3 separate regions of the Mus musculus genome follow, and all the other regions are linked to region 3. A link is a loop called in an ENCODE intact Hi-C map of the cell type or tissue named here. Cell type or tissue: heart. All regions are shown on one strand.

Region 1 (8,000 bases), 87 kb before region 3:
GGATGTACTGATAACAAGGATGTCACCCACCTCCACCCCAGATGATACCACAGAGCTTATTTCTCCCCACCCCCACCCCAGCTTCCACAAACTCTCTCTGCACATGCCCAACCCTGTTGAGACTGCCAGTCTCCTACCTGGAACTTTCTGCTAACTGTGCTCCCTTCTCAGCCCTCATGTAGGTTAGGACCGTCCCTGCTGCTGTGGGCTCAGAGGCACCACCACCCCACCCTTTCCCACCCCACCCACCCCCCCGCCAGTCACATCTGAGTTCTTACAACTCCTATCACTCACTGTTAGAATTGGTCAGTCAGCTGTCTGCCTTTCCTATTGGGCTTTTTAAAGCTTGGTGAGATCAAAGGCTGTGTGTTACTTCCTCCTGAATTCTCAGGGATGGCACAGTGCCCTGCTCTTCAGTGGAGCCTGGACAACTGTTTGGTCATAAATAAATGAGAAAAATCTAAACTGTAGAGATGCAATTGATTAATCGCTGTTAAAAAGTTTCTCTACACAAGAAAACTCTTCATTGGTCTATTAAAGGATTCATTGAGTTCAAGATAGATTGAAACTTCTCCTTTCATGTAGTAAGATAGTTTAATTTAAAGTCCAATATAATGGGGCTAGCAAGATGGCTCAGTGGGCAAAGCCTTCCTGGGTAAACCTGAAGACCTAATCTCAATCTCCTGATCCCATGGTGGAAAGAGAGAAAAATGCTTTCTGACCTCCATATTCATCATGGCAGGAGCAAGTGCCCCCCATGCATAACACACACACACACACACACACACACACACACACACACACGATGAGTGCACACAGCTATGTAATCCCAACCCCCTCACTCTCCCTGTCCACTGATCTCTTCTCCATACCCCTGCATTTATCATCTTAAAGCCGCGTTGGGCTGGACTCTTTGTGCAGTGTTCTGAGAACAGCTCACACTTGGCACAATGCCTTCGAGATCCATCCATATTGTCATGTGTCTCCATAGCACATTCCCTTTTCCCTCCGCACAGTGCTTCATGGCCTGTATGGAGTACAGACTGTTCGTCAATCGCTCACTGTTGGATATTTCCCTTGTTTTCAGTTTGGGGCTATAACAGCTTCTCTGCAGGGGTGTGTGTGTGTGTGTGTGTGTGTGTGTGTGTGTGTGTGTGTGTGTAAAATTTCATTTCTCTGAGATAAATGCCCAAGGGGGTGGTTGCTGGGTCATATGGTAAGTACATATTTGTTTGGGTTTCTAACACTAAACTGTTTTCCAGAATGCCTCTACCAGATCAAATGAAATCTAAAACTCTTAACGTCTTTCACGTATCTTCACATTCTGAAATTTACCATGTGATTGCCGTCAATATTTCCTGCATTTATGTTTAGAACTGCATTGGCCAGCGTTATGATTTTGGCTTCAATAATAAAGCAGTAGTCTTTTAGACTTAAGAGAAGGGAGACCTGTTGTATTTTGGTTCCATTGAGACAGTGGTCTGTCTCACTCTAACCCTAGCTGACCTAGAACAAATAACATATTAATAGTTCAGACTTTTGGAGCTGAGATGAAAGGATGGACCATGTAGAGACTGCCATATCCAGGGATCCACCCCATAATCAGCATCCAAACGCTGACACCATTGCATACACTAGCAAGATTTTATTGAAAGGACCCAGATGTAGCTGTCTCTTGTGAGACTATGGCGGGGCCTAGCAAACACAGAAGTGGATGCTCACAGTCAGCTAATGGATGGATCATAGGGCTCCCAATGGAGGAGCTAGAGAAAGTAGCCAAGGAGCTAAAGGGATCTGCAACCCTATAGGTGGAACAACATTATGAACTAACCAGTACCCCGGAGCTCTTGACTCTAGCTGCATATATATCAAAAGATGGCCTAGTCGGCCATCACTGGAAAGAGAGGCCCATTGGACTTGCAAACTTTATATGCCCCAGTACAGGGGAACACCAGGGCCAAAAAGGGGGAGTGGGTGGGCAGGGGAGTGGGGGTGGGTGGATATGGGGGACTTTTGGTATAGCATTGGAAATGTAAATGAGCTAAATACCTAATAAAAAATGGAAAAAAAAAAGAAAAAAAAAAGTTCAGACTTTCTTAGAACTCACAGCAATCCCTCTGCCTCAGACTTCCCCAGTCTGGCGATTACAGGTGTGAGTCATGGCACCTTTCTTATTTAACCCATGCATTTGGGTTTGATTTTGAGGTAAGACTACTATGTAACCCCAGTTTCTAACTCTCTATGTGATTAGGCTGGCCCCAAACTCATGGAGATAACCCTGCCTCTGCATCCTGGCCCCACCTGTGCTGCTTCTCACTGTCCTTCCATTTATAGAGCTTGCTTGGGTATGCTTCCGATTGTGGCCACCCCCTTCAGTCTCCTCCACCCGAGGACATGTCAGTTTCTCACTGCACAAGGGCGCTTTCGCTGAACATAGAATTGTGGGTTTGGAGATGAATGGTTTTGGTGAGGGTTTGTTTGTTTGTTTTTTAAATACTCAAAAAAAAATGTATGCCACTCCCTCCTGGCCCCCATGCTCTCTTTCTTGGTAAGAAGTCATGGTGTCTCATTGTTTTTTCTCCAGGTATTGCTGTTTTTGGAGATTGGTCCCATCATTCAAATAGCTGTGACCTGTCATTTGTGTGTCTCTGGGAGTCGCCGTCTCTCTTTTAAGGTGTGGCGAGTGACCACTGGTGGACTCTTTGGCCTTTCCTGTACATTGTTGAGAGACTGGCTCTTGTTTAATTCCTTTGCCTCATGTAACCCCCAGATGCCACCAGGCTAGTCTCCTTCCTATTACTGTAACAAACACCATGACCAAAAGCAACTCAGGGAGGAGAGGTTTATTTGGCTTACACTTCCACATCATGGTCTATCGCAGAGAGAAGTCAGAACAGCAATTCAAGACCGGAAACTGGAGGCAGAAGCTGAAGCAGAGGCCATGAAGGGGTGGGGACTGCTAAGGATTGCACCACCTACAGTGGCCTGGGCCCTCCCACATCTCTGATCATTAGTCCCACAGCCCACAGACTTGCCTATAGGCTAATCCTATGTAGGTACTTTATCAATTGAAGTTCCCTGATAACCTTAGTCTATACCAAGTTGAGAAAAAAAATCTGACCAGCACAGCCATAGTGACAGGCAGAGGAGACCACCACCTTGTTTATTCTCAGATTTTCCTGTCCCCACGGACACCCTTGTTAGTACTTTATGGGAGAGAATTGGAGGTCCAGGTCCCTGCCCCAGGACTCCTCCAGGACCACTCCGGGTGCCTCATGACTGCCCCCATGTGGCCTCTATGGACTCTCCTGTGTTTCTGAGTTCCCTGTGGACGCCTACTTCTGGGTTTATAGAGGGGAGTGTAGTCGGCTGTCTGTGCTTTCCTCAGATCTTACTATGCATGAGAAGCAATCCCCATGGGTGGCAAGAGTCAGTCTTCACAGGCAGGAATTCCAGCTGTTCTTGCAACAGGAGAGGGGGAAAATGCCCAAGCAGCCTCCTCCAGCCTCCTGTCGAGGGGCTGAGATAACTGGAGCCCTTGAGCACGGTTTAAATGTCCAGATTGGGCTGGTCTTCATGCATTTGGCTTTTTTAAAAGAACTCTTCCTCTGTAACACTCAATCCTCCTGTCTCAGCTTCCCAAGTGCTGGCATTACAGGTGTGGCCCACCACGCCTGCTTTTCCTTAGACTTTCTCAGAATTATCAAAACTATTTAAACTCTTTTGTTTGTATTCTGTAGGTAAATGCCAGTGTGTGTGTGTGTGTGTGTGTGTGTGTGTGTGTGCGTGTGCGTGTGCGTGTGTGTGTGTGTGTGTGTTTAAGTGAAGAACACATAGGTGTGTTTGTGGGAATCTCAACAAATCATAGATGAATTTAGCATCACTTCTTGTGAAGAGCATGGTGCCTGATGGGGCTGGCCGGCCTGGGAGGCAGGCCCTGCCTGGCACATGGTAGGTTCTTCGAGAAATCTCTGTGATGTCTCTAGCCCTGACTGGTCAACACAGGGAGCCCTGGATGCAGGATACCCAAGCTGCGCCCCACCATCTTTGCTGATCTACCCCCACCAAATTTAAGAGCAGGTGTCTGGAATTTCTTTCACAAACCTGACTAGTTGTTGTTGGTTTTGTTGTTTTTAGTTTTCTTTTAATTGGCCCAGTGGCTCAGAATACTTGCTGCTCTTGCAGAGGACCCGGATTCCGTTCCCAGCATACACATGATGGCTCACAACCATCCATAGTCTCAATTACAGGGTAACTGATGCCCTCTTCTGACCTCCACCGACACCAGCCACATACATGATACATGTATATATACATGCCGGCAAAACACTCATGCACATGAAATAAATAAATCTTTTATTAAAAAAAAGTCTTAATATGGATTTTTGTTATTTTTTAATTATGTGTATATGTGTGTCTGTGTGTGGGTAGAGCTTGTGCCCAAGAAAGCCAAAGTACAGAAGAGGGCACTGGATCCCCTGGAACTGAAGCTATTATTGTTGGTTGTGAGCCACCTGGCATAGGGAACCAAACTCAAGTCAAAGTACATAATCTATTTGAATGAAAATTTCGTCATGAAACCCACGAATATGTACAAGAATGTACATGAATTCAAGTACAAGATAGTAAATCAGAAAGAGCCTGGGGCTGGAGAGATGGCCAGTGGTGAAGCGCTGCCTGCTCTTGCAGGACACCCTATTTGCGGCTCTCCAGCCCTCAGAAGCCTGTCTTGTTGGCTCTTACCATAAACTGCAGGCATTACAGTTTGTAGGCATGGTGCTGGCCCATGCATCTGTCCCAGCCTGGGTTGCCCAAGAAGGCTGGCAGGCGCCTTCAGCTCCGACCCATGGGGTCTTACAGAAGCCTCTGTTGTTTTATGTTTTAGCCTCCCATTGTCTTCTTTAGAAAACTCTTGCAGATGTCAGCACAGTTGGGGCACGGGGCCATGGCTTCAAACAATAGCTTTGCATCTGCAAGACAGCCCACAGGCCACTGGGGGCTGAGCCTTTAGACATGGGAGGCTTCAACCCTTTCCTCTGGCAAACAGGCCTAATGCTTCGGTCTTTTGTCTGGAAGTAACATACCTACACTGTGAGCCCCTGCCCTGTAACAGAGGTCCTGGAGACCAGGCTGCAGGGCCATTGCTTCTCACAGGCTAAGTGCGGCCGACTGTCAAACAGCAAGAGTAGTGCCATCGATAGGCGCCAGCTTCAACAATCAAACAATGCATCTAAAGGTCTCCAGGGAGGAAAAAAGGAAGCAGTGTAGGTGTCGCCCCTGAGTGTGTGGAGGGGACTGGCCCTAAGCACCCCACTTTTAACAAAATCTAGGTCCCTTCTCTAAAGTGACCATAGTCCAGTAGATGGCTCAACAGGTAAAGGTGCTTGCCATACAAGCCTGATGATGTAATTTTGGTCCTTGGTACTGATGGAGGAAGCAGCAGACCCAACACACAAACAATAATGTCAAATATAAGATGTCATAGTATCTACATAGAATCTACACACACCCCTGGATACTATGAGCCATTTCTGCATGAAACGCATGCAAAGCCGGGTAGTCAGAATAAGAAATGTCCCCCGCAGACTTCTGTGTTTAAACAATTGGTTCAGATTATCCTATTGTATTGTGAGTGGTGTGGGTATGTGAGGGGGAGGGGTACACATAGTTGTGCATGTGTGCAGAGGCCAGAGGACAACTTTGTTTTTGTGAGACAAGTTCCCCGACTGACCTAGAACTCACCAGGTAGACCAGGCTAGCTACCCAGAAAGCCACAGGATCCTCTTCTGTCTGCCTTCCCAACACTGGGTCTACAACCCCATGCCATCTCACCAGTTTTTTTTTATGTGGGTTCTAGAGACTGAACTCGGATCCTTTTATTATTGAGTGTGAGTTTTCCGTACCAGACTGAAACCAAGAGCCTCAGCAAAGTTTCCCTGCTCTTGGTCACTTGTCTCGGGTATTCAGCTGCTGCTATGGTAGAGGAGAGTTCCAGCATGGAACATTCGAGAGATGGAATGGAGGAGGGAGAGGGGACAGGAGAAAACGCAGCACATATGACACTGTGAGCAGTTCTCAATGAGCTGTGCCAAGGTAGCGAAGAAAGCTATGCCAACTGAAGAGCAGCTGTAATCTCGTTGCTACTGCTTAACGGCATCCCTAAGAGGCAAAACCATGGCAACAGAGGTAAAAACAAACTCTTAGGCAGATCGCTATACACCAGAATTCATAAAATCATGACTCCCCATTAGCCACCAAAAGATGGGTGCCACCAAAGTGTCCAATAAACTGCTGAGATACGAGCTGATACACACAGTGGTGTAATATGCAGCCTTTAAAAGAAAGGGAATTCTGGTTCGTGCTTGTTTGGTAATTTTTCCATAGCTGGGATAAAATATCATGACCAAAAGCAACTGACAGAGTTTATTGGCTTATGGTCCCATAATGGCATAGCAGTAGGCAGCCAGAGCCGGAAGCTGAGAGCTCACATTTCCACCCACACACAGGAAGCAGACAGGAAGGAGGATGAGGCTCTGAACTCTCAAAGCATGCTTCCCGTGACACACTTCCCCCAGGAAGGCTGCAGCACCTCGCCAAAGCGTGCCACCAGTCAAGGACCAAGTAGTCCAATACAGGAACCTGTGTGGGACATTTCTCATTCAAACCACCAGATAGCATAGCATAGATGTACCCTGGAGATACGCCATGTGAGACACGCCAGAAAGGAAAGAAACAGAAGATATCGTGTGTGAGAGAGGGATGCTGGTACTCTGAAGATTCACAGAGATACAAGTCAAATAGATGTTGTCGGCAGTGGGGGATGAAGGGTAGTTACACTTTAATGGGTACAGTTTTTCTTTATGATAATGGGCAGGTTCTGGGAAGAAACAGTGGTGGTAGCTGCAAAGATTATAAATATATTTAATTTCACTCAGTTGTGGACTTAAAAACTGTGAGACTAGGCATGGTGGTTCATGTCTGTAATCATAGCAACACAGACTGCCTCAGGGGGGATCATTTTGGGTTCAAAGGCAGCCTGGGCTGTATAGTGTTTCAGGATAGACTGAACTAAAACTTGAGACCTGTCTGAAAACAAACAGAAACAGGTGTGGTGGCATACACCTACAATCTCAGCATGTAGGAGGGCGAGGCAGAAGGATCGCCCATGAGTTCAAGGCCATTCTGGTCTACACAGGGTAACCGGGTTATCATAACAAGGCCCTGCCTCAAGGAAGAGGAGGTGTTAAAATAGTAAATTTTATTTTGTTAAGGGGTGAAGGTCAGAGGACAGCATGTAGGAGTCAGCTCTGTCCTCCCACCATGTGGGCCCTGGGGATCGAACTCACGTTGTCAGGTTTAGCAGCAAGCACCTTTACTTGCTAAGCCGTGTTTCAAGTCCTATGTTACATATATTTCTCCACTGTTTTTAAAAAACTGTAAGGACATCCAGGTGGAGTCCCAGTCCTGAGAGGAGGCAGTAGACATACAGTACCATCCCTAACCAAGGAACTATCTGCAACTGATACCCACTGGCAAAGGAGACTTCTCCCGCAGAGTGATTAGCAGTGGGCATGTCGCCCACACTCCAGGACAGTCCGTATGCCCAAAAGTATTTGGCCAACTCAACATGAACTCCGTGAGGTTTTATTTTGATGTGGACTTTTTCTCTCATTTTGTTTTCTCTGGGCATTTTTGTGTGCATGTTATTGGTCTTTTGCTTGTTTTGATTTTCATTTTTGTGGGGTTTTGTTTATTTTTTTTCTTGAATGAGAAAAAAGAGAATGTAAAGTTGGGTTTAGAGAGGAGGGAAAGTTCTGGGAGGAGTTGGGGGAGGGAAAAAGACAATGACCATAACATATTGTATGGAAATTTTTTTAGTAAAAACCATAAGAAGGGACAACAAACCTGTGGCTGGCATAGATCATAGGAGAGTGACAGAGAATGGCAAGGGAATTAATTAGTTAGTTAATTAATTAATTGATTATGGAATGATGCTATCT
Region 2 (8,000 bases), 210 kb before region 3:
CAACACTGGAAACATATCAAGCCCATAGCTAAAGTGCAGGGCTCAGAAATGGACCTGGTTTCAGGAGCCCCTGAGCTTAGGGACTGTCCCCATCACTCACCTTCTGTCTCTGTCCTTCTCAGGCTGCCTTTCCTCGGGGTGCTTGCTCTGTAGGAAGGTGACTGCCAATAGCTGTGGCTAAGCCAATCCTGATTAGCACCACCCCAGATAAGCACTGTCCTTCCTCACCAGCCCCTATGACTGGAGACCGGGAGGTATTGAGGGCTAAACTGTGAGAACTCTTCAATTCATACCTGAAATCTTAACCCTTCCCTGTGCCTCAGCATGAGATGATCTTCAGAGAGTGGTACTTAAGGTGAAAGGAGGCCAGGAAGAGATTTGGAGAACATATGCATGTACACACACACACACTCATTTGCACTCATGCACATACATGCACATGCATGCACACGCACATGCATATAGGTACACACATATATATGCATGCACACGCATGCATACACGAATATGCACACACAGACACTGTGTATACACACACACACACGCAGATAGGTGCGTGCATATACATACTCAGGGACACATGTGCACATCTATACACAGGTATATACACATGAACACAGGTGCACACATGCATATACATACACATACACACACATGCAGCTATGAGGGAGAGTTGACTACTAGAAACATGGTTTGGGGGACAGTAGCTACCCCAGGAAGATCAGAGTTCTGTTCCCAGAACAAGAGAAAATTCACACATCTAGGTAAACAGTAGATGACCCGTTAGGCTTGTACCAGGGACAGATGGCTAGATGGTTCTTATTGTGACAGTAGACAGATTCTGGGTTTGGCCAAAGACCGGCTCTACTTCAGGCACCCAAGGACTTTGTTTGCCCTCTTTAAATTTGCTATGTAGTAGATGCTGGCCTTCTTGCCTCTGCTTCTGAGTTCTAGTACTATAGGTGTGCAGTGCCCAGGACTTGCTTCAGTCTTTCATTTGTAAACAGGGTACTTACTTCGTGGGATTATGTCAAGATCGAATGTATGAGTGAACACCTAGCAAAGGTTCCCCTCCACATCTCAAGAGGAAGCTCTTGATTGTCATGAGCTCAGATCCATGTGGTCACCCAGGTATGGAGAGGGGAGAGAAGGTGCAGACATTGCCTGGGAATGCTCTGGAAGGAGAGAACAAAGGGCTGGTGAGTTACACCAGCATGCTCTCCTGGGCTGGTCAGTTATACCTTCGTGCTTTCCTGGGATATGGGTGAGAAAATACCGGTGACCGAGGAGTAAGAGAAACAGACAGGAAATCACAAGGCTGGAAACCATTCAATCAGATGCTACCAGAATCCGGAAACCCTGAGCACAGCCTGTCACTTCTGTCCCTTCAGGCTTGTTTCTAATTAGACTCCACCTGCCTTGAGCAGTCTCAGGAACTTTCTGGAAAAGTGGTAATCTTCGCCATTGTCTTTTTGTGCCCTTCTGCATTGCTGTGTGGTATTGCAGGGATGCTGCGTGTGGCCTCCAGATGGTGTGTGCTGGACTTACCTCATGGGGGATTGGCGGGGCGGGATGGTAAGCCATTTCCAGAAAGGAACAAATGTGTACGTGAGAGGTAGAAATTCCCCACTCGTGTGGAAGTCCTTTCTTTAAACACCAAGCATGGTGTGGACATGACATGAGCTGATGAGAGTGGCTGTAATTTGTGGAGAGTGTTACTAAGCAGAACGCTCTGAGCGGTAAAGCCACTGGTGGTCGGGTTTTCGCTCCATTGGTGTAGAGTAAGAATGAGCTTAGGGAAGAGAGCTTGCGCTCTTCAAACAAGAAATTATGTTCATTTGACACATTTTTGAAATTGTATATGTATGATATATATACATATATATATACATATACACACATATATATACACACACACACACACACACATATATATATATATGCATATATATATATATATATATATATATATATATATATATATATTCCCCCAGGAGTGGTAAATCCCAGCTGACTTGATATTGTGGAAAGGTTGAGTGTCTGTAAAGGTGTTATCTAAACTAACCACAGCAGACAGAGCTGAAGGCAATCTTCGGGTCTGATCTATCTTCCTCCCTCCTTCCTCCCCTCTCTCCCTCTCTCTCCCCCCCATCTTTCCTTCCTCCCTCCTCTTATCTCCCCCTCCCCCATCTCCCCCTCCCTCTTCCCCCTCTTTCTTCCTTCCTTTCTTCCTTCCTTTCTCTCTCTCTCTCTCTCTCTCTCTCTCTCTCTCTCTCTCTCTCTCTCTCTCTCTGTCTCTTTCTTTCTTTCTTTCCTTCCTTCTTTTCAGTGCTAGAAGTTAAACCTGGGGCCTCACACGTGCTAGGAGAGCATCCCATAGCCGGGTTTTACAGCTGCTGAACTCTTTTCAAGACAGGGCCTCCTGGTTTAATCCTGGCTCAACCTGACTTTGCAGGCCTCTTGCCTCAGCTTCTCCAGTGCTGGGGTTATGGGGTGAGCAACCGTGCCCGGCAGTCATTTTTAATTTTTTTTCTGAGCTGGGGATTGAACCCAGGGCCTTGTGAGTGCTGAGTAGGCAATCTGACTCTGAGCTTCCCCCAGCCCTTTAAATTAGCTCCCCCTCCCTCCTCTCTGCAGTGATGCTGAGGATAGAACCTAGGACCTTGTATATGCTAGACAAGCACTTCAACCCTGAGCTGGGCTCTTATCCCTCATGTGTGTGCGCATGGGCGTGTGCCAGAACTCTCTGGAGAACGATGTCATCGCATTTCCCACACTCTTCTGTGCACAGATGTCAGTCCGTTTGGTTATTTGTTCATTTACTCACATGTCCAGTCCTAGTTAGGGTGACATATAAGACCGTTAGGGTCCGCTGCAAACCCATCCTTAGAAGAAGATGCTTCAAGTTGTAGAATCAATCAATTAAAAAAAAACGGAGTAAACTTGTGTAGTACAAAGAAAAGTCCTACAAAAGTTAAAAGGAGACATTGCTGAGGCTAGAGGATCTATACAGACAGGTTGGTTTGCAGAGAGCAGAATCCTTCACTGGGGAGGTAGGAGCTGGGTAGAGTTTTGAAGACTGGTTGGCATGTTAACCAGCTTGCATAGGGTCACAGGGCCTTGAGGCCTGACATCCTGAGCAAGATAAAAGGGAAGCATGAAGTTTAAACTCTTGTTGAAAGGCAGCTGTGGGGATTAAGATGAGCTGAGGGCTAGCAAGGAGTGGGGCTGTGTGCTGTGGGATGCACCATGGAGTGTCTGAGTAGAGTTTATTTCAAGAGGGGGACCCTAGAAGTGGCAGGAGGGCAGACTGGAATTGCAGATCTGGATGCATCACAGAGGCCCCTAAGAGGGTGCTCAGGGGAGGCACTGTCTCTGTTTGATCATGGTCACATCCTCTGAACCTAGAGTGGTGCCTGATTTGTGGAGAAGCACTGAGAAACATGTGGCAATGGCCTTTCCTGGGAAGAGGTCCTGAGGAGGTGAAGGAGGGCCCTGGGTACTGATGGGGAGAAGAGCTGCAGAGACACCAGGACCCGTGGTAAAGAGTCACAAACATGGTACCGGTAGGGGAGCAGACGGAGATCACAGGAGCTGCAAGGCCTGGGGCAGGGAGGGGGTGGGGGTGGAAGTTGCCCTAACCTGAAACAGGACTGGATTCAGGAGATGTGGTGAGCATAGTTTGGGGCTGTGGTTTTACAAACCAATTGGTAGATTCACTGACGAGTGGAAAATGCTAATTAGAAGTCTTCTCTCCCGATGTCATCTAGCCACTCCGAGTCTATTAATTATCGAATGTGCCCAGCACCATAAAGATCTTGAAATGCAACTAGAGTCTGACCTTTGGGATTTGGAGCTTTTCTCGTGACCACCAGAGGGAGCCCATTTATTTCATTAAATTCTGTAGAATTCTAACAGAATTAAAAAACAAAAACAAAACAAACAAACAAACAAAAACCAAACCCTTGGGTCAATGAGTCAAGAGGCTTGCAAACTCAAGGCCAGCTTGGGCTACCGAGAGAGTGCAAAGGTAGCCAGGGCAGCTTTATGAGATCTTTAAACAACAGAACAAATTTAAAAGAGCTGGGGATACAGCCCTGTTGTAAAGTGCTTGTCAGCATGTTGGGGGCCTAGGAATGTCCAGCACTATAGGCACACACACACACACACACACACACACACACACACACACACACACATCACAGAATAAGGAAAACTAGACACATAAGAGGAGAATGGAGAAAAATATGATATGCGCCCCCCTAGAAGAAAATCTAAGGGTGCCATTTTCCTATGATGCATCTATTTACAGAGTACTCAACACTACCTTGAAAGCATGGTTAACAGTAAGATGAACAGAAGAAATGCCAGAAATGGCAAACATGGAGAAGTCTGGGCTATCAAGGACTTAGTTAGCAACCTAGGCCATCTAGCACGCCCCTTGTTGTCACGGGGATGTCTAGGGACTGCGACTTGCTGTGCTTACTAAATATCAAGAGAGGGACATATTGCACAAAACTAAAGTGAAATTTGGAGAGGGGGGTGAGACAGAATCTTACTCTGTAGCCTTCGCTAGCCTGGAATTCTCTCTATAGATCAGGTTGGCTTCAAATTCAGATGTTTCTCTGCCTCTGCCTCTGCCTCTGCCTCTGCCTCTGCCTCTGCCTCTGCCTCTGCCTCTGCCTCTGCCTCTGCCTCTGCCTCTGCCTCTGCCTCTGCCTCTGCCTCTGCCTCTGCCTCTGCCTCTGCCTCTGCCTCTGCCTCTGCCTCTGCCTCTGCCTCTGCCTCTGCCTCTGCCTCTGCCTCTGCCTCTGCCTCTGCCTCTGCCTCCTGAGGGCTGGGCATACCACCAAGCCCAGCTTAATTAAAAGGTTGATGGACTTTTTAACACACACGGCTTTGGAATCATTCTAAAGCTGAATGCTGAGTTACAGTTAAGTTGAGGACTACAGCCATGAAGAGGGGAAGAGATTTACCTTAAAGTCTCCATATGGCCAGGAGGTCAATCAGGGAGACCTATGTGTGGGCCATGTGTCTGAATCATGGGGGAAAGCAGGGTCTTCAGTTCCCACTCGGGCTGGAGAGCACAAAAATTCACATTCTGGTTTGAGACCAAAGACATATATACAGAACCTATATTACAGAACCAAACGCTGGTGATATTCATAAAGTATGGAGGTATTCTTCCCGAACGTTCTCTCTTGCTTGGCCCTTTGGTTCTATTTACAGTTTGACAGAAGATCCACCCGCGTGTAGAGAGCAATCTGGGTTCCTGAAGTCAACCAATTGAAACCTTACTCTCACCCAAAGGTGACTTCCCAGGCCCCTGCAGAGTAATGCTTGCCTGCATGTGTGGCTATTGCGGCCCAGTGAGTTCACACTTGACTCAGCATCTCGCTTCCCACTCCTTACCTCATGGCTCCTGTTCCACCCTGCTGGAACTCTCACTTTCTCTCACCCATAAGTTCCTTTTTCCTGCCCTCCAGGCATCCACTGAGCCCTTCCTGGCTATGCCATCCTTACCTCTGGCAGCCACCCAAGGCCTTCCCCTGGCTGTGCGGGAGGAAGTCTCGGGTTTAATAGGGTTCGGTGACTTCCCTCTTTACTGTCGAGTACAAACAAGGTCCTTATCTCCAGACTTCTCAATCTATTTCCTGACCTGTCCTGGAGCCCATCCCTCAGATCATAACTTCTTCCCGTGTCCTTCTGCATTACTCAGGTTCTCCATCATCATCCATGAGCCTGGAACCTTCTTGGCATTCCTTTGTGTTCTTTGTGACATGACTCACAATATCGGAGATGAAAGAATGACTGGAAGATGGTTAGAAAAATCGGGAATGTATACACAGAGCAGAATTCTATTCAGTCATTAAAAAGGACAGGATCCTGTGATTTGTGGCAACATGGATACACCCAGCCAGCCAAGAAACATAGTCTGGCTACAGAAGGACAAGTTCCTTGTGGTCTCAACTCATATGGTATCTTAAAAGGCTAATCTTACAAAAGTAGAGAGGGAGAGAGAGGAGAGATTGGCCCCAGATACCAAGTTGCATTTGGGCAGGAGGGATCAGGTCTGGCCATGCTTTGCACGGTAGGATGATTGCCATTGGCAGGAACTTAGTCCCTCTTTCAAAACAGAGGATTTTGAACAATGAAAGAAGTGACACTGAATGTGCCAAGTATTCTAGGTTGCTCTTGGTTACTCAGTGTGTGCATGCATCCAAATATCATGAATGTCTATGCACCCACTAAAAGTGAACTCTGTGGACTAGAGGGAGGGGTCATCAGTTAAGAGCACATCCTCTTGCAGAGGTTTGGGTCCCAGAGCCCACATCAGGCCTGTGCATTCGTTCAGTACCTGTTCCTAGCTGCCTGAATGCAGCAGAGATTGGCACTCCATTGGCCCAGGCACTTCTGCATATAACTCTAGCTCCAGGAAATACCATGCCCTCCTCTAGCCTCCACAGCACGTGAATACATACCCACATACTCACACATATATTTTAAATCTTAAAAAAACATTTTAAAGTCTCTCCCCTCTCCTTACCGAGGAATCTGGATCCATTCCCTAAACACAGCTTGATCCCATTCCCTGAGATGTTTCTTCTTTTTTTCAGAAGAATCAGTTGCTCCTGATTCCTTGACCACCCCCACCCCAACACTTTGGGTACCCCTTACCCACAGCACCTGTGAGCCGACAATGGAGTGGGAGTGCCATTTCTATTGTCTGTGGCTACTTCTGCTCTGTGATCACTCAAAGGCAGGGTCAGGCCTGGAGGAAGGGCAGCTCAGCTCTCACTACTGTACACATGGGCTTCAGTTGATTTTATAAATGTGTTTATGTGATTTGTGAAGTGACAGAGACATGTCTCATAGGGATTGTTGCAAAGAAGAGGCAGTAAAAAGTCTATAAATAAGCTGCTGTGGCCGATACTGTTCTAGGCTTTCCACGCCATCCAGCAGTGTGGAACATGCCATCAGTGGGCACTCTGTCCACACCCATGGCCAGTCAACCCTCCTCTGGTGTCTAATCTTCATCCTGACTCTTTATCATGCTTTCAGCACATAGTAATTTTTGTTCTTGCTCATCTGAGATGTCACTCAGGCCAAGCTTGGCTCTACTGACTTCTGAGTTTGCCCCAGGGGCCAATGATTGGAAAATCACTTGCTCTTTTTTTTTTTTTTTTTTTTTTTTGGTGGCGCTGGCCAGGGTCCCTAAGCAATGAATCACATCCGGTTGGACTCCTTGCCACTCTCTGATGCGGAAATGTAATCCCTGTGGGGAAACGTTTAGATCTCCTTCCCCAAAATGCCTACTGTGCCCTTCATCACTCACGTGGTCTGTGCATTCATTCTGTCCCCGTTCCTAGCTGCCTGAGTGGAGCAGAGACTGGAGCTCCGTTGGCCCCGGCACTCCTGCATGGATGCATCCTACTATATTGCAGATTAGAATGTGCCTATCATAGCCACATACTAAGTGTTGGCCATCAGCCTGTGGTGCCATGGGTGGTAAAACCTTTAGGAGGTGAACTTTTAGGAGGTGAAACCTTTAGAAAGGAAGTGAGATCATCATGGGGTGGAGGGGGCGTTCTTGTTGCCCTTTGCTCCCCACCCACCATGAGATGAACAGCCTCCTGTCATAATGTTTTGCCTCACTTTGCTGACTGTGAGCTCAGATAATTATTTCTTACTTTAAGTCAATTCTCACTGATATTTTATCACAGAGACAAAAAACTAATACCCTCACAACTAAGGCCACCTCTGCACACAAGTACCTCCCTGTCTTTTCTGTCTAAGCCCCCAAGCGTCTCCCATTTTTCTCCATGTCTCGCAGAGGCAGAGGCAGAATGCCCCACATGAGCCACTTAATCCCTCACTGTTGGCTCAGGGCCCTCAGTCTGTCTTCCATCCTTAGATGATGGAGCAGTCATCATGGGCTGAGCTATGTTCCCTTCTACTGTTGACATTTGGTCTTTTGCTATGTATTGTAATGTTAAATA
Region 3 (8,000 bases):
GGAAGCCCCACCCCCAAGTGTCCCTAAACCTCAGGCTCCTTGCAGTCAGTGGAGATGTCAGAAGTCCTTTTCCTCAGGGACCGGGTTCCAGTGAATGGAGATGCACAGGGAGCACTGGGAACACCGGTGACATACCGGTCACAGCCAACCAATGTCATCTGAGGGGACCATCAGGGATTGTGGGGGTCAAATGTAGAATAGAGACAGATGTCTAGCTCCGAGCTTGGCCCACAGGGGGATCTATGAGTTCCGGGATGGGGGCAGGAATAAGGATGCACGTGACAGGAGCTCCAGAGTCCCTGTATCCTAATGTCTCTAGGAAGGAGATCAGTGAAGGCCCAGCAGGCCAACTGTCCCCACTTCCCGTTTGCAAGCCTTGAAACAGTTCCTCAGGTCACTGAGGTAAGCTGTGTCCAGTGAGGGGACAGATGGGGATTGTAGCCCTTGGTCGCCTTCTGCCAGCTGGTGTATGGACCTGTGTCTATCTTTCAGTACCTGAGCCATATGAGGAGGGGGGGTCCCTGCTGCGAGAGCGAAAGCAGTCCAAGCCAGGAAGAGGCTGGGCTGTGCAGGCTACTTGTCCCTGTAGGATCTGAGTTAAACTCTAATTTCTTGGCTTATGGGAAGCAAGCACTTCAGGCAGGCCCTCAGCCTACTGTCAGTTACCCATGGCTCCCATGGGGTCCGCACGACTGCCCGGTGCTATGCTTTATTCATATGTGTTGGAAGAGACCACTAACACGCAAGCTTCTTTATGACTATGAGCAATTACAGATTTACAGATAATTTTTGTGTGGTGCTGGGGAGTTGAACCCAGGGCTTCATGCATAATAGGTAACTGCTGTATCACTGAGCCACAGCCCAATCCCAACGTAGAGCTCATGTGTGCACACACATCTGCACAGGCACACTCACCCTGCATAGAGTAGAAGCCAGAGAGGGACAGATTTCAATTGTCTTCCCCTTTTAATTCTATCTGCCCCGCCACAACCATCACCACCAAAAAGAAAGAGAAAGAGGGAGGGAGGGAGGGAGGGAGGGAGGGAGGGAGGGAGGGAGGGAGGGAGGGAAAGAAGGAAGGAAAGAAGAAAGGAAGGAAGGAAGGAAGGAAGGAAGGAAGGAAGGAAAGGAAAGGAAAGGAAGAGAGAGAAAGAAAGAGGAGGAGGAGGAAGAGGGAGAGAAAGAGAGAGAAAGAGAAAGAGACAGGAAGAAAGAAACATATTTTTTGAAGCAGGGTCTCTCACTGAAACTAGAGCTCATCATTTTGGCTGGATTGTCCGGCCAGGAAACTCCAGGTATCTGTTTGTCCCTTCCCCCACCCTCTGGGCGCCCAGTGCTGACATTGTAAGTCCATGCCACCGTGTCTGGCTTTTACTTGGGTGCTGGAGACCCCAATTCAGGTCTTCATGCTTGCCCAGCAAGTACTTTGCCTACTGAGCCATCTTTGAAGCCTCCAAGATAAAACTTTCATGATGAGGATAGAGCTCAGTGGGTGGACTGCTCACATAGCATGCATACATCTTGGGGCCCCTCACACCCCACAAACCTGGAGCACTGGTCTACAGCTGTAATACCAACACTTGGGAAGTAGAGGCAGGAGGGTTCGGAGTTCAAAGTCATCTTTAGCTACATATTGAGGCTGAGGTCAGCCTGGGCTACATGAAACCCCATCTCAAAAACAAATAAAAAATGTTCTAAAGCAATGGCTCAGCAGTTAAGAGCACTTGTTCTTCTGGCGGCCCAGGTTTGGTTCCCCGTGTGTCCATGGTGGCTTGTGATCATGTAACGCCAGTTCCAGAGGCTCCATTCTCCACTTCTGACCTCCACGGGCATCAGGCACCCACACATACAAACACACAAAACTCTCATATACTTAAAATAAATGTCAAAAAATGATTTAGATACATAATTGTTTTTTAGAATGGAAGGAAGGACCAGAAAGATAGCTCAGTGGGTAAAGGCACTTTCCATGCAAACCTGACTCCTGGAATTCTATGTAAAAGGTGGAATGAGAGAGCCGACCCCACAAAGCTGGAGTACACACCATATACACACCGTGGTGTGCACGCCTGCACACATATACATATGGACAGTCACGATAGATAGATAGATAGATAGATAGATAGATAGATAGATAGATAGATAGATGATGGATGGATAGATAGATGATTGATAGATAGATAGATAGATAGATAGATAGATGATAGATGGATGGATAGATAGATGATAGATAGGTAGATAGGTAGGTAGATAGATAGATAGATAGGTGATAGATAGATGGATAGATAGATGATAGATAGATAGATAGATAGATAGATAGATAGATAGATAGATAGATAGAGATGATAGATGGATGGATAGATAGATGATAGATAGATAGATAGATAGATAGATAGATAGATAGATAGATAGATGATAGATGGATGGATAGATGATAGATAGATAGATAGATAGATAGATAGATAGATAGATAATAGATGGATAGATAGATAGATAATAGATGGATGGATGGATAGATAGATAGATAGATAGATGATAGATGGATGGATAGATAGATAGATGATAGATAGATAGATAGATAGATAGATAGATAGATAGATAGATAGATAGATAGGATGGTGTAATAAGAAATGTAATGAAGAAATAAATGAGGAAACCCTTCTAATCTGCTCAGCGTACAGCCAAGCATTTGGACAGAAACCCAGCGTTGAGACCGATCGGTTTTAGGAACAGCTGTTTCGCTGCTGCAGCTTAGTGTTGGTGTTTCTGTTTGAGGGAATCTTAGAAGCAGTGTTTACTTTGTTGGCAAACTCCAGGGTCGGGGTGGGGTAGGGGAGCGATTTTCTTTTTCCCATTGAACCAGGCTCTCAGCAGTTCCTAGGGGAAGAAAGAACAGGCAAGCTGGAGCGAAGGGCTGTGCTGGGATCCCCGGCCTGTGCTGTCTGCGTTCACTCCGCCTCTCCCTGCCCCCACACCCCTAGATGAAATGAAGTCCACATGTGCGGCCCATGGAGTGGCTAAGGGACAGGGGCAACAGGGGCCACCCACATCTGTGAGGCAGGTTATGTATGGACTCAAGGGGGTCAGAGCTGACGGGGCTCTGGGGTCACTGTCTCCATGCCCTTCCTGAACAGAGGCTGTCTGTCCTTCATGCCCCCAAGGGCTTGTTAATAGGACCTTACTGTTGCAATAAATGCATGGTCGTGTCTATTGTAAAACATTAGGAAAGTAGAAAAAGGCAACCAAAGGGGGAAAAGCAATCCTCCTCCTACCATCCACAGACAATAGCTCACTATTTTCATGTTCTTTTAACATTTTTATACGCAGCTTTGTTCGCATACTTCCACTATAAAAAAAAAAACCAAGCCTCTAGGAACACACTTCTCTCTCTCACTTGAAATATCATGAGACACTCCCACATCATTAAAAACTGTTACAAGATGTAATGGCTACATAGTATCTGATCACATGTATCATTTTATATAGCCAGTCTCTAAGTTATGCCATTTATATGGACAATTTTTCATCCTTACACTCAACATCCTGGGAGTAAGTAAAGGCTTATTTCTGTGATTATCTCCATACAATAAATGTCTATAAGTTGGATTGTTGCACCAAAGGGTTTGCACATGTTGAAGGCTTTTGATGTGCGTTGCCAAATTGCCCTCTGGGAGGCCGCTCTCATTTACATTCCCACCAACAGAGCACGAATGCGGCATGTTTCTCCAACTCTGTCCAACTGTGGGTATTATCATACTTTTAATTTATTTCAATATGATAAGTTTTAAATATATATCTATATGTATGTGTCTTGTTTCAATTTAGGGTGTATTTTCATTACAAGTTCTCTTTTTTGTTGCTTTTTGTTTTGTTTTTCAAGACAGGATTTCACTGTATAGCCCTGGCTGTCCTGAAACTCACACTGTAGACCAAATTAGTCTCGAACTCATAGAAGTCTTCCTGCCTCTACCTCCCTAATGTGGGAATTAAAGGCCTGGCTAGAAGTCTCAAGAAACCTGACCTGTTTGTTAAAGTTTGTGTTTGCCTGGCACCTAGTGGTGAAATTTGGAATTGCAAGTATAGAGTTTGGACCTGATTGGGGCAAAGAAACAAGTAATCATCTCGTACTCACTGATCAATCAGCAGAGAGGGTGTTCTGAGCACTGAACTTTGTGAATCAACAATGCAGGATGCAAAGGACCCACAGGCAAGGTATTTCAGAATTTAGGGGAATTGATCAGCTTGTATGTGTCAAAATGTTTCAGCATCTCATAAATAGGCTTGATATCATGCCTTGTGCTCCACACAGGGAAGGCACAAAGGCAAATCAGACCCGGTCACGGTCTTAAACAGCTGGGGATGGGAGAGAGAGACCATCTGGACACAGTGGAGTCGTCCTGAAAGTGTCTCACACATCCCTTTTTTCATCTTGAAGATGTGCCAAGCTTCTAAAGTGACAATGACTTGTCTGTCACTCAGGGCTTAATCTCATCTCCACTTCTCACCCTTTACACAAAAACACAAGACTAGGCCTTCTTTGCTTTTCTTCTTTAGACTTCTCACGTTCTTCACCCTCAGTGTGGAGCTTCCATGGCTCTCTGGCTTCCTACCTGCCTTTGGGAGGGCGTGTAAAGGGTCCTTGAATACAGGGAATGTACCAGGAAGATAACAAAGGAGGGTGCGGTGAGGGTGCTGGAGGGGGGTCCATAGGTCGGTCTGTGATTTGGAGCTAATATTCAAGAAGGACGGAATGACCTTTGAACTGAGACTTCTGTGACAAGATGCAGAGATCTGAGGGGCAGGTGAGTACTCTCCGCAGAGGAAAACAGATGAGGGTACAGGTCATGGAGTTTAGAGCAAGCTTCGTATGTCAAGAGCCATCTGAGGCAAGGATGGGAAGAAGGAGAAGGCAAGTGACAGAGATAGGGTGAAAGGAGGAAAGGTGTCGGGGGACTGGAGAGATAGTCCAGCAGTAATGGCTGCTTTTGCAAAGGACCTGGATTAAGTTCCCAGTATAAGACGGCTCACAACCCCCTATAACTCCAGTGTTAGGGCATCTTCTGGCTTCCATGGGCTCATAACATGGTGCACATAAACTCATACAGGTGCACACATGCACATAAGTAAAAAATAAATCTTAAAAAGGAGGAGGAGTGTGGTGATCGCATCCAGGGGCTACATGATGTAGGCCCTTGTAGACTGGCAGTGGGGAACAAAGATTCCCCAAGCCCCATGCTGCCCGAACCCTCACAGTGCACCCTCTAAGCCATCAGTATCCCCTGAAGCGACTTCTGGCCCACACACACGTGCATACAAATGAGAGTGAGAGATGGGGAGGGGAAGGCTTATGTAGCTCACAGTCCTGGAGGCTCAGAGTCTATGATTGGGGCAGAGCCTTGGTCCAGCTTCTCTTCCATGAGCTCTCAGCAGCAAGCATGGGGCCCGGCTCCCACCTCTATGGATCCTGCTGGGGCCCTGTTGTTCCTTGTTCTTTGCCATCTCTGTTCAACCTTACTCTGCTTAGAAATCAGCTCCATCTACACAGCATTTCCAAACCCTGCTCTGTTCTCTCAGACAGACCCCCTAGCTTCTGCTCTGTCCGTGTTCCCTGTGCACACAGTGGAGGTAGCACCTCCATCTTCCACGCCTATTGTGCAAGGGACGACATTCCATGCCGAGCAGGCACAGGCAGTATGCACAAAGGGAAAGACCAAGCCACACGGTGTGGCCCCGCGTGTTCAGAGTTAGTGAGCAGTGGGCTGGGAGAGGAGAGAGATGCAGCCCGGCCAGCTCCTGTACCTACCTTCCAGATGAGACTGGAGCTCTGCAAGTCCCTGAAGAGTTCTGGGCAGCTCTGTGTGGGTTGACCCTCTCTGAGCCAAAACTCTGAAATATCTCCAGTCAGAAGCCTGTGATGTCAACAGGGTACCACAAGTGGAAAAATCCCACATCCGACCTGTGACGGTCACAGCACAGGTGGAGGGGCTGGGGAGGTGGCGCAGTGGTCAAAGAGCTTGTCTCAAGAGCTTGGGAAGCAGAGTTCAGATTCCCAGAACTCTCGGAAATGCCAGCTGACTGCAGTAGGCCAGCTGCAACCCTAGCTTCAGAAGGTAGAGACAGAATTGCCAGGGCAGGCTGGCTATCCAGACCAGCCACAGTGGTGGGCCTTGCAGTTCCCTTAAGAGACTGCCTTGGTGAATGAAGGAAAAGAAGGACCTAGAATGATTGCTTCTCAGCATCAACCTTGGGCCTACACATACACATGCATGCATACACACACATACACGTGCATGCATATACACACACATGCATGCACACACATACACATGCACACACATACACATGCACACACATACACATGCATGTACCCACATACACATTCATATACACACATACACATGCATGCATGCACACATGCATGCACACATACACACATACACTTGCATGCACACAGATACATGCATGCACACATACAGATAGAGAGACAGAGACAGACAGAGAGATAACTTGTAACACCATGACACATATCTCTAATCCAGGTCCTTGGGAGGCTAAAGCAGGAAGATCACAAATTTGAGGGCAGCCTGGGCTACACAGAGAATCCCAGGCCAGCTTAGACTATGAGACTCTGTCTCAAAACACCAAAAATTAAATTATAAATATAAAATAAGATTACCTTTGAGCTCTATGTATAAAATATATATGAGCCCTGTGTGAATTTCATTTAGAATCAAGTCCTGTCTTAGTTATCTGATTATGTGCACACAAATGCTCCGTGTATCCCAGGCTGGCCTTGAATTTCCTGCATAGTAAAGATGACCTTGAATCCCTGGTCTCCCTGCCTCCTCCATCTTGCAAGTACTAGGATTACAGACATTTGCCACGGAGCCTGCCAGAGTGTGTGTGTGTGTGTGTGTGTGTGTGTGTGTGTGTGTGTGTTTATGGTGTGTGTGTGTTTATGTCTGTGTGTGTGTCTCTGTGTGTGTGTGTCTCTCTCTGTCTGTGTCTGTGTGTATGTGTGTGTGGTGTGTGTGTCTCTGTGTCTGTGTGTGTGGTGTGTGTGTCTCTGTGTCTGTGTGTGTCTGTGTGTGTGGTGTGGGTGTCTGTGTCTGTGTGTGGTGTAGGTGTCTGTGTGTGTGTGTAGGTGTGTGTGTGTCGGTGTCTGTTTGAGTGTGTGGTGTGTGTGTGTCTGTGTGTGTGGTGTGGGTGTCTGTGTCTGTGTGTGGTGTAGGTGTCTGTGTGTGTGTGTAGGTGTGTGTGTGTGTCTGTGTCTGTTTGAGTGTGTGGTGTGTGTGTGTCTGTGTGTGTGGTGTGGGTGTCTGTGTCTGTGTGTGGTGTAGGTGTCTGTGTCTCTGTGTGTGTGTGTGTGTGTCTGTGTCTGTGTGAGTGTGTGGTGTGTGTGTCTGTGTGTGTGTGTATGTGTGTGTATATCTGTGTCTGTGGTGTGTGTGTCTGTGTGGTGTGGGTGTCTGTGTCTCTGTGTGTGTGTGTGTGTGCATGTGTGTGTGTGTGTGTGTGTTTGGCAGTACTAGAAATTGAAAATAGATTTTAATTGCACACTAGGCAGTCTTCCACTGTGCTCTACCTCCAGCCTCCGGAAATACTTCTGATGACCAGCATTTTAAATAATGTTTTCCTCCCACCACATGTTTTAAAGGTCTCCTGCTTTTGAGGCAGAGGCAGAAGGAAGGAGGAATCTCACCAGGAGAAGTCTACAGTAGTTTATTGACAAAGATAGAATTGAAAACTGAGATAGAAGAGTTGCCAGGACATGAGGCTCAGCCTGAGCAAAAACCTTCTGTTAGGATCTGGGGCCTGCTATATGGCTCAGCAGGCAAAGGTGCTTGCTGCGAAGCCAGACCACTAAGTTCACTCTCCAAGACCCCCATGGTGGAAAGAGAAAACCGACGCCTGGGAGTTGTCCTCTGACCTTCAAGTAATTACCACGACACTCTCAACCCGCACAACACACAATAAATAAACACAATAAAAAATTTTAA

The links. Hi-C counts contacts between places; a loop is a spot of excess contacts. Peaks named below come from ENCODE experiments on the same cell type or tissue, not always from the same donor. Only the 100,000 strongest peaks of a DNase experiment are listed, where the experiment ranks them.
Region 1: a loop joins it to region 3, with 3 times the contacts of the local background. A loop is called at or near these places in 10 of 42 quality-filtered maps.
Region 2: a loop joins it to region 3, with 10 times the contacts of the local background. A loop is called at or near these places in 15 of 42 quality-filtered maps.

What each region holds. Positions count from the first base shown.
Region 1 is chr11:51,443,923-51,451,922 of GRCm38, forward strand. The region is part of intron 2 of Col23a1 (collagen, type XXIII, alpha 1); the gene reads left to right. Among named protein-coding and RNA genes, the nearest start is that of Phykpl, 140 kb to the right of the region's middle. In heart, a CTCF peak has its summit at 3,285 (motif pointing left); no DNase peak of the experiment used is centred here; H3K27ac peaks cover 711 bases; H3K27me3 peaks cover 4,752 bases.
Region 2 is chr11:51,323,241-51,331,240 of GRCm38, forward strand. The region is part of intron 2 of Col23a1 (collagen, type XXIII, alpha 1); the gene reads left to right. Among named protein-coding and RNA genes, the nearest start is that of Col23a1, 37 kb to the left of the region's middle. In heart, a CTCF peak has its summit at 3,865 (motif pointing right); no DNase peak of the experiment used is centred here; H3K27me3 peaks cover 573 bases.
Region 3 is chr11:51,530,451-51,538,450 of GRCm38, forward strand. The region is part of intron 5 of Col23a1 (collagen, type XXIII, alpha 1); the gene reads left to right. Among named protein-coding and RNA genes, the nearest start is that of Phykpl, 50 kb to the right of the region's middle. In heart, CTCF peaks have their summits at 4,063 and 4,274; no DNase peak of the experiment used is centred here; H3K27ac peaks cover 307 bases; H3K27me3 peaks cover 2,161 bases.